Regions from separate parts of the Homo sapiens genome. Here region 1 is linked to region 2. A link is a loop called in an ENCODE intact Hi-C map of the cell type or tissue named here. Cell type or tissue: PC-3. All regions are shown on one strand. Each heading gives the region's core, and the rest is flanking DNA. Links, peaks and the distances in the headings are about the cores only. Region 1 overlaps ABCA1 (ATP binding cassette subfamily A member 1). Region 2 has its middle 52 kb from the start of SLC44A1.

What was found. Peaks named below come from ENCODE experiments on the same cell type or tissue, not always from the same donor. Only the 100,000 strongest peaks of a DNase experiment are listed, where the experiment ranks them.
Region 1: it touches region 2 in a loop (22-fold over the local background); 1 of 110 quality-filtered maps calls a loop at or near these places.

Annotation. Positions count from the first base shown.
Region 1 is chr9:104,853,212-104,858,591 of GRCh38, reverse strand. It overlaps ABCA1 (ATP binding cassette subfamily A member 1), which reads left to right. Exons shown (of 50, transcript NM_005502.4): 7 at 1-70. Among named protein-coding and RNA genes, the nearest start is that of ABCA1, 72 kb to the left of the region's middle. In PC-3, for the core only: no CTCF peak of the experiment used is centred there; a DNase peak (open chromatin) is centred at 3,761; H3K4me3 peaks cover 827 bases; H3K27ac peaks cover 3,966 bases.
Region 2 is chr9:105,189,571-105,194,950 of GRCh38, reverse strand. No RefSeq gene overlaps it. Among named protein-coding and RNA genes, the nearest start is that of SLC44A1, 52 kb to the left of the region's middle. In PC-3, for the core only: no CTCF peak of the experiment used is centred there; a DNase peak (open chromatin) is centred at 3,060; H3K4me3 peaks cover 396 bases; H3K27ac peaks cover 2,268 bases.

The DNA.
Region 1 (5,380 bases), core at 110-5,109, 340 kb after region 2:
ACCAAGGGAGAAACTGGCTGCAGCAGAGCGAGTACTTCGTTCCAACATGGACATCCTGAAGCCAATCCTGGTGAGTAGACTTGCTCACTGGAGAAACTTCAAGCACTAATGCTTTCGGAATGTGAGGCTTTTCCTTGGACAGCATGACTTTGTTTTGTAGAAAAGTACGGCTGGCTGGGAGTTTGTGATATAATTTAGTTCAGTGGTATTCTAAGTGTTCTTAGTGTTCTTTCAGACTTTTGGGCCATCTCCCAAAGGGTGAATGGGAAGAATAAGCTGGGTGTGGCTGAGTTTAAGCCAAAAGTTTTTTGTGCTTGTTTCAATCAGAGAAGACCTGCTTTTTCATGTTTTTACTATTATAATACTAAGCAAGAGCTCATTTGAAAACAGAGTTCTTCATATTTAAAAAAAAAAAGTCTTGAAACCATTGATGGGAAGATGGATATCTATTTATGTTTAAAAACCCATCATAAAGATGACATTGTGGGCTGTCACAGTTGGAAGGCCCTGGAATTAGATGAGACCACACTATTTAGCTTACTTAGTAATAACATTGCAAAGAAAAATTCCGACGAAGTTTTTTCAGCCTAGGAATCAATAGTTCAGAGAAGCACTCTATGAGAATACCCATTCATTCTTAACCAAAAAATACTGGTGAGCCTGAGCAGTTTGGTCATCAGAGTGTTTTATATAGTTCCAGAACAAATATGTCTCTAGGTGTTCTGAGAGCTCTGGTGAAATTCCTCTCGCTACCCCAAACATCATCATTTAATATCCAGGATTCTGGTTTTCTACTCACCAGATAGATTCTCTTAAAACCAGGGAAAGATTCCTGGAGGAAGGATGTATCTGGAAAGAGATGTTCCTTATTATAATAAAATGAAATTGTAATACTCTTGGATTTTGTGCAGCACGAATTCTTTATAGAGAGTTGGTCCTCCCAGAGAATTAAGAATACTCAGTTTCTGGACCCTGTTCCCAGATCATACCCTAGAATGTGACCTTAGAAACACACTTCAGGATTCATACCTTTGATTGACCATCAAAAAGTTTTTGTATCGGCCAGGTGTGGTGGCTCACGCCTGTAATCCCACCACTTTCGGATGCCACGGCGGGCAGATCACGTGAGGTCAGCAGTTTGAGACCAGCCTGGCCAACATGGTGAAACCCTGTCTCTACAAAAATACAAAAAATAGCCGGGCGTGATGGTGGGCACCTGTAATTCCAGCTACTCGGGAGGCTGAGGCAGGAGGATCGCTTGAGCCTAGGAGGTGGAGGCTGCAGTGAGCTGAGATCTGTCTCACTCTGTTGCCCAGGCTGGAGTGCAGTGGCGCGATCTCGACTCACTGCAACCTCCGCCTCTCAGGCTTAAGTGATTCTCATGCCTCAGCCTCCGAGTACCTGGGACTACAGGCACCTGCCACCACGCCCAGCTATTTTTTGTATTTTTAGTAGACATAGGGTTTCACTATGTTGCCCAGCTGGTCTCGAACTCCTGAGCTCAAGTGATCTGCCCACCTCGGCCTCCCAAAGTGTTGGGATTAAAGGCATGAGTCACCGTGCCTGGTCCCATGTTATAATTTTAAAGTAAGGTATATTTCTCTACAGGGATCTTTGCAACCCTAAGTAACTGGCCTAAAAAGTTAGAGAAGCTGACTTGTGCAGACATTTGCAGCCTGTTGGTCTTTTTTGTGCTGTGAATCATAGAGGGTGAAAGGTTATTATGAATGGTACAAAACTTTGTTACAAAACCATTTTCTTGGACTGTTTTGGGCTGCTTCACTGCATGACAAATGCTCACCCTTTCAGCTGGAATGATTGAAATTTTGGAAAAGATGGGTGTTTTTAGAAGACATTGTAATTTGTTCCGGTGCTGTGCCCATTCATTCCATTTCACTTCTGTTTACTCATTAAACACCTATTGTGTACACAACCCGGTAAAATCCCTCCACTCACACAATGCCTGAATTATACTCATAGTAGAATGACTGTTTAGCCCTCATCATCTGATAATTAACAGCTCAGGTTTCAACCTGACAGTATCTCTCTGGGAGGATTAGCAGCGTGACAGAGTGCAGGGAAATGCACCTTCAGAACCGTCAGCTACACTGTGTCCCATCCTGCTGTGTTGTGGTTGTGCCTTGTGGATGCGTTGGTTTATGACCAGGTATTGATTAAGGTGGCTACTACCAGGTGCTTTCTGCATATCTCGGGTTTGTGGAGCACTCAGGTTCTGCTTCTGCCCCTCTGCTGTTACCAAGAGACCTCTCTTCAAAATGGGGCTCTTGAGTTAGAGTAGAATGAGTGATCAGGATTGTTTTGTGTAAAGATGATTTCTGAGGAAGGCTTTAGGATGAAATGACTTCCAAACATTTTGAAATGTGACTCTTACTTATTGAATTAAGCAGGGCCTTAATTGGAATGCTGGGACTGATACTTGATTTGCATTAAGCAGCCTTTTTCTATTGCTGCTTGGTTGAAATTTCAACATTTGTGATGGTAGATGGATGTGACATGTGATGACATTGCACATGGGCAGTTAACTGTGCCAAGAAGTGCAGCAGTAGCAGCAACCGGAGATGCAAAGCCCAACATGATGGGGAGAGAAACTCTTCTTTCAATATGTGCTTCTGTACCAAAAGTGGAATTTCACGAGAGACATATTTTGAAACATTTCTCCTTTTGTGTGTGCGTGAGTGTTTCCCTGTTTCCAGCCAAGGGTATTGTGAGTTTCTCCTGGGCCTCCTTCAGAATCTGGGTGCTCTGGAAAGCAGTGTTTTGGCAACATGGGGAAAGTATGGCAGTGTGGGAGGGTCAGCTGGGTCTGGGTTTGAATATTGCATTTGAATATTTTACCAGCATTGATGTCGGATAAATTATTTAGTCCCTGTAAGCCTCAGTTTTCTCTTCTTCTACATACACATAATATATTTGACTCTTTGTTGTGATTATTGGTTACACATATGAAGAGCCTGGTGTGGGGCCTGGCACACAATAGGTGCTCAATAAATAGAAGTTGATAATTTAATTGACATGAGTAGTAGAAATTATGTCCTTGAAAACAATTGCGTCAAGATAGAAGTTTTCAGCCAGGCACAGTGGCTCACATCTGTTGTAATCCCAGCATATTGTGGGGGCCGAGGCGGATGAATCACTTGAGGCCAGGAGTTCAAGACCAGCCTGGCCAACGTGGTGAAATCCCCTCTCTACTAAAAATACACATATTTGCCAGGCAGGCGTGGTGGCGCACACCTGTAATCCCAGCTACTGAAGAGGCTGAGGCACAAGAATCGCTTGAACCCAGGAGGTGGAAGTTGCAGTGAGCTGAGATCACTCCACTGCATTCCAGCCAGCGTGACAGAGTGAGACTCTGTCTCAGAAAAAGAAAAAAAAGATAGAAGTTTTCTTCTGTAGATCAGTGTTAGAACTCATACCAAGCGAAGTGGTCCTGGTGAGTATTTCAGTGAAAAACTGCATTCTTGCTCAGATATTGTCAAGACTTTTCACCCAAAGATTCTTATTTATGTCTCAGTCCGTACCTTGTGTGAAAATTAATACTGGATGTCAGAACGCTGTTGTGTTTTTAAAGTTCCCTGGGGTTAAGAGCAGTTTCCATTAGGTGTTCTCTGCTTTTTACTTAAAAATCTTACTCATGCATTGAGCAATATTTATTCAGTTCTTATTATGTGTCAGGTATTTTCTAGGAGCTGGACTCAACTCAAAAGATATCCTTTTGATGAGAACAAAGGTGGGTGGATATATGAAATATTATCTGTGGGATAAATGCACTTAGTCATGAGGGAGACTTGTTATGGAGTGCGCTCATTGTATTTGTACTGTTGAGTTAACAACTTCTAGGAGGAGCTCAGGGCCACCTGGCAGGGGCTTCTTTTGTCTTGCTGCTCAGCAAGGTGTATTTTGCTGTAGAGTGTGCTGGGCAGGTGAACTTTTCTTAACTTTCTCTTGGGTCCTTCCTAAAGCAGCATGTACCTTTCCCAGAGCGAGGAGAGGGCCACCTTCCTGTCTCACAGAAACCTCCAATCTGTTTTGGACTGCAGGAAGGAGCCATAGTAGTGGACCAGCAAATTTTGGCCCGAGAGATTGATTTGCTTCCGATTGTACTTTTTTTTTTTATTGCTACTATAACAAGTCACCAAATACTTAGCAGTTTATAACCACATACATTTATTATTTCATAAGGCCAGAAGCCAGGATACAGTAGAGCTCACCTAGGTCTACTTCTTAGAGGCTCACAGGGCTGATATCAAGGTGTTTGTGGGGCTGTGTTTTTTTGGGGGGGCTCTGAAGATGAATCTGCTTTGGAGCTCATCCAGGATATCAGATGAATTCAGTCCCGTGCAGTTGTAGGACTGAAGTCCATTTCCTTGCTGGCTGTCAGCAGGGGCTGGTTTTTGCTCCTAAAGGTTGCCATCATTCCTTCTTATGCTTTTCATGTGACTCCTCTCCCACAAGTGGGTTGAGTATCTCTCACACTTTAAACCTCTGACGCCTCCTGTCACATCTGTCTCCAGTCAGAGAAAGTTCTTTACTTTTAAGGGCTCAGGTGTTTAGTTTGGGCCCATTCACATAATCCAGGATAATCTCCTTATTTTGAGGTTCATAACTTTAATTACATCTACACAGTGCATTTGCTATGAAATGTGCATATTCACAGACTCCAGGAATAGGGTGTGGACATCTTTGCAGGGGATATTCAGTCTGCTGTAGCTTTCTTGATTGGAAGGAATAGTTTATCATATATTTGAAGTGTTCCCTCAGTGCCTTTGGCTTTTGTTGACCCCTCTGCAGCTCTCTGCTTTTTCTTGCCCATATTTGGAAAGTGACTCTAAAGCATAATAAGCATCACCTATTAGGGTTTTTAATGTACAAACCAAACAGAGGTGACTTTGGGAGGAGAACATCTCTGAACTAGGTATGAGACATTCATCGAAAAAAATCCATCAAGTGTTTATTGTATGTCTGCTTTATACCAGCACTGTTCTAGGCACTGAAGTTCGACCACCAACAAGGCAGTTGTGATGCACTTGGAGCTTTCATTCTGATGGGCATTGAGATCCAGGCTGAAGGCTGAGTCTGGGAATTTGAGGAATTCTTTGTAGGTCCTGGGTCTACAGAGTGAGAGCTGTCCTCGTTCCAGTTTCACTGATGACCTCTCGACCAGCTCCCTCACAGCAGTCTTTGCCAACACAGACACTGTGGGCTGTAGTGGGAGGAATGTGGGGTTGAATGAGCTAGGTTTGGGCTCTGTCCTTGACTCACCATTGCCTCAGTGATGTGAAAATGGTGTCTGATCCTTAAGGTTGGAAGTCCAGGCATGCAGATTTATCTCCATCTCAATAACGTGGGGAAAAAAAAGAAG
Region 2 (5,380 bases), core at 221-5,220:
TAGGTGAAGAAACAGAATTTTAGTAAGTGGTGCTGTATGCTATATATGTGGATTTGCCTCAAAGTTTTAAAAAATGGCAAGCAGAAATGGAATTCTTTTTTAATAATCACCTTTGGTTATTGTATAATGTTATTTGATTATAATATAGTTTTGAGATTGATCGACATAGATCTTTGAATTAATAAAAATCACAATATATTTATGTCTGCCTTCTTCTCCAAAGGATTTGTGGCAGCTTCCAAAAATATACAGTATACTACAGTAAAAAATTAAGTAGGGAAATCTGAGCAAACAGAAAAAAACAAAGGGTAGCCAGATTACAATAAAGTAGCAAAGAGTAGCAAATTATAGTAAAGCCAGAGATAAGGTCAGCATACAAAATTTTGAGGTCCTACGCATTGTTAAAGATGGGCCACCAACTTAAAATTGAGCTTCCTAAAATGAATGCAAAGAGGTCTTATTCACAGTGTACGTAAAATAAAGTCAAATTCCTAGAACTGAGAATGAAGAGAAACTTCTCTTGCGTAATCCTCCAGAAAATACTTTGTGACAGCCTTTGACAACATGTCTATAAAAGGCTCCCAAACAAAATTTTTTTATGGTCTCTTAAAAATGATCTCCCTCCCTGTAGGTTAATGTCAAAACACCAGCCACAACAAGCAAAAGCCAAATCAATTTTCTCCGATGGTTTGACTTGATCCAAAGATAACATTTTGATGGCTCAGAGGAATGGTTGAACTACACATCCTTTAGGTAATTCTTCAAAAATATTATTTTCTGCAACTGGAACTTGGATAAAGATTAGATACTTGAAAGTTTAGTGTTTTCTCTGGTGTCAACCTGCAAGAGAAAGGTTGTGTTGTCAATAAAGGAAACAGTCAAATGCTTTGACAAGCTACTTGTCAAAAAGGTCCTAAATAAGCCATTTGGAACCAAGGAGCAACAATTTAATGTACAAATTTTCTCAAGGTGGATTTAAAAAAATGAATGCCTAGGATCTGTGACACCTAGGTGATATCTAGGTGGGGCAATATCTCTGAAAGTAGGAATAGTCATTTCGCTGTCCTGGTACAGAGTCAGAGAAAACAGCATCTAGAATAAGAAAGAGATAAGTCCCATCCATTTGAGAGAATATGTTAATTTGGAAGTAAAGGAGGAAGTGTTGGATTCAGTTAATGTATTTTAAGTGCCTGCCATGTGTTAGGCATATGGACTAGACGGTGCCATTGGTCCAGGATAGCTTGGCTGCTGAATAGAAATATACTGATAAAAGTGAGAAAGACAAAGTTGGGTTTGCTAGGGACGTGGGGGGCAACCATAACCACAGGTAAGGCTGCCAAAAGGGAAGCAGTGGGTAAACAGCTATGTGTGACAATTTGGCCCTTGGTAATTGAGTGGGTGGCTAGGGTTATCCTGAGACTGCACTACCCCCTATGGAGTAATGTCCCACCCCGGGGTCACCAGGGTAAATTAATGAAGACAAACAACAACTTTACACTAAGTATTTTGGAGAAGTTTATTGTCCATGTGAAGCCAGCTGGTGGCACAGAAGTAGGCGATGAAAAGTCTCAAGGTCAACTCAAAGTAATAAGCCGTTCCCCACATAGTTTTTATAGGTTAATTCCTTTTTCCTCACTGTAATATCTTCTTCACTCTCCACCAGATTTAGCATCCCTTTCCTGTTGTAGGTTAACAACCGTATCCTTTAAGTGGGACTATTACCAAAAGAAGCAGAAATAGGAGCATTTGCTATTTCTCTTGGAGAGCCCATTCACACATTCCTCTTCTTGCAACTGCTTGGTATCTTGAATCCCAAAGAGCCGTAGCAGTATCTGGCCTCTTCTGACATCTTAGAACCAAGCATACTATTTAAATGCACGTGAGTCTTTGCTACATTCAAGCAACTGAGCCACATAAATCTTAAATATCAAATAAAAAAGAAGGCTTTCTAACTGGTTAACGAAACTGGTTGTAAAAAATGTCTCCAACCGAGAGAGAACACAGACCTGCCTTTAGCTGCCTCTGTTCTTTAAAAGTGAAAATGCAGCATGTTAGAGAAAGTAAGAGAGTGGCAGCCTTCAAATTCTGTCTTGTAGACTGGAATAGTAAAACGAACCCCAATTCTGCTCAGGTGTCTTCCTTTAAGCCTAAGTGAAGACTGTAAGTCTATTGTAACAGCAACGGGGCCAGGCTCAGTGGCTCATGCCTGTAATCCCAGCACTTTGGGAAGCCAAGGTGGGCAGATCACTTGAGGTCAGGAGTTTGAGACCAGCCTGGCCAACATGGTGAACCCTGTCTCTACTAAAAATACAAAAATTAGCTGTGCATGGTGGCATGCACCTGTAGTCCCAGCTACTCGGGAGGCTGAGGCAGGAGAATCACTTGAACCCGGGAGGTAGAGGTGCAGTGGGCCAAGATCGCACCACTGCACTCCAGGCTCGGTGACAGAATGAGACTCCTGTCTCAAAGTAAAAAGAAAAAAATGGGAAGCAAAGGGAGGATTTTGGCTGCTTTTGCATTTTGAAGCCCTGAGAGATTCGTTTTCTTTCAGGGTACCTTGGAAAAGAGAATAGTTTAAGAGCAGCCTCAAGGGAGTCCAGACAACAGAAGAAAAGTTAAAGAGTCAGGAGAGTTTTGTTTTTTTTGTTTTTTGTTTTTTTTTTTGGAGACTTAGACAAATTTCAGTGTGCTGATGAATCCAACACAGTCCCAACTATCCTGTCATAGGAAATGAAATTTTGATCTGAAGTCAGGTTTCAGAAACACTCAGGAAAGTCTGTAAACCTAGCAAAACCCCAATTCAGCTGCTTTCTCACGCTCTTCAAAAGTACTCTGAATCCTGTCCTTTTCTTTTCCTTGACTGAAGTGGCTGTAGCACTAAAGAGTTGGCTAGCCAAGGTCATGGCTCTGGTGTAAAATGACCTAGTTTCCCAGATCACTCCTCCTGGGCAGCTAGACCCACTGTTGTCTCCTGTTTGATTGTGAAAGCATTGAACTTTCGACTTACAAAACCGCAAACTGAAAAATGGGTGTCGTTTTAAGTCACGAAATTTGTGGTAATTTTTATGTAGCAATAGAGAACAAATACAAACACCTTCCTCTTTCATTCCTCAGAAAAAAAGTTGAGAAGACCCATTACTCAGCTGTATGCACAAGGAAAAAGGGCATTCCTAGAATATGGGTGTGGATCTCTATAAAACAGGCATTTGTGAGTACAACTCCCTTTTTGAGAAAGGATCTGGGTGTCTGAATCCTCACTAATGAAACCGTGGAAATACTGATTCCAACCTAATAGAGGAGTCTCTCCTCTTTAGAGTATAGCAGATCCAACTCAACGGTTGCAGCACATTTAAAGTCCGCTAAAATGTGCAGCGAGTATTGCACACAGTAACACAACGGGACTAATAAAAGGATAAGAAAACAGAGTCTAGGCGCAGTAGCTCACGCCTGTAACCTCAGTGCTTTGGGAGGCCAAGGCGGGAGGATCACCTGAGGTCAGGGGCTCGAGACCAGCCTGACCAAGATGGTGAAACCCCGTCTCTACTAAATACAAAAAATTAGCCCAGTGTGGTGGCTCATGCCTGTAATCTCAGCTACTTGGAAGGCTGAGGCACCAGAATTGCTTGAATCTGGCAGGCAGAGGTTGCAGTGAGCTGAGACGACACCATTGCACTCCAGCCTGGGCGACAGAGTGAGACTCCATCTTTGTTGTTGTTGTTTTTTCTTTTTTTTTTTTTGAGACGGAGTCTCGCTCTGTCGCCCAGGCTGGAGTGCAGTGGTACGATCTCAGCTCACTGCAAGCTCCGCCTCCCGGGTTCATGCCATTCTCCTGCCTCAGTCTCCCCGTAGCTGGGACTACAGGCGCCCACTACCACGCCCAGCAAATTTTTTGTATTTTTAGTAGAGACGGGGTTTCACAGTGTTAGCCAGGATGGTCTCGATCTCCTGACCTTGTGATCCGCCCGCCTCGGCCTCCCAAAGTGCTGGGATTACAGGTGTGAGCCACCGCGCCCGGCCTGAGACTCCATCTTTAAAAAAAAAAAAAAGGGAAACGGGACTGCTGGGGGCAGGAGGTGGCCAAGGTGGTCGACTAGAAGCAGGTAGTGTGCGTAGCTCTCACAGAGAGGAATCAAAGGGGTGAGTAAATACAGTACCTTCATTGAAACATCCAGGTACATGCATTGGGACTAATCAAGGAAACAACTTGACCCATGGAGAATGGAGAATAGCAGGGCAGGACAGTAGCTCACTCAGGAGTGCCACAGAGCCAGGGGAGCCTCCCCCTGCCCAGGGAAGTGGTGAGAGCATATGTGACCCTGGGAACCCACCCTGTTCCCAAAGATCTTTGTAATCCTTGTGTCAGGAGATCCCCTCGTGAACCCACTCCACCAGGGCCTTCAGTCTGACACACAGAGCTACATGGAGCCTTGGCAGAGCAGCTGCTCAGGTACATGCAGAGACCCAGGAGCCTTAGATACCTGGGCTTTCTGGGCTTCCTGACAAAAGTAGCTGCAATTCCAGCAAAGTGGGAGGTTAGACCCCCCTAGGAAAGGGGCTGAATCCAGGGGGCCGAGCAGTGACATTCTGCAGGTTCCACTTCCATGACACCTCACAGGATAAGACCCACTGGCTTGGAATTCCAGCCAGCCACCAATAGCAGTGCTGCACTTCCCTGGGACAGAACTTACAGGGGAAGGGACAGGTCACCATCTTTGCTGCTTGGGCTACTTAGCTGTTCCAGTCCTGGCTTTGGCGAGTCCAGGCTGACCGGGGATGGAAGTAGTCCCCCAGCACAGCACAGCTGCTCTACGAAAATGTGGCCAGACTGCTTTTTAAAGCAGGTTCCTGTTCCCATTCCTCCTCACTGGGCAGGACCTCACAACCAGGGTCTCCAGCCACTCTCGCCAGTGTTCTTCGGCTGACAGAGATTTGAAACCTCCCTGGGATAGAGCTCCCAGAGAGGGACCGGGCCACCATCTTTGCTGCTGGGCAACTTAGCCATTCTAGCCTTTGGAGAGTCCAAGCCAACCCAGGACGGAAGCGGTCCCCCAGCATAGCACAACGGCTTTACATAAACGTGGCTCAACAATTTTTTAAGTGGGTCCCTGAACCTGTTTCTCCTCACTGGATGGGACCTCCCAGATGGGGTCACCAGCCACCTCCTACAGGTATGTTCAGGCCAGCAACAGATTCGTACCTCTCTGGCACAGAGTTCCCAGAGGGAGAGAAAGGCTGCTGTCTTTGCTGTTTTATAGCCTTCACTGTTGATACCTTCAGGTTCTAGAAAATCCAAGGTGACTAGGGAATGGAGCAGGCCCTCAGCATACTGCAGCAGCCCTACGGAAAAGTTGCCATACTTATATGGGTGTCCGTTCCCATA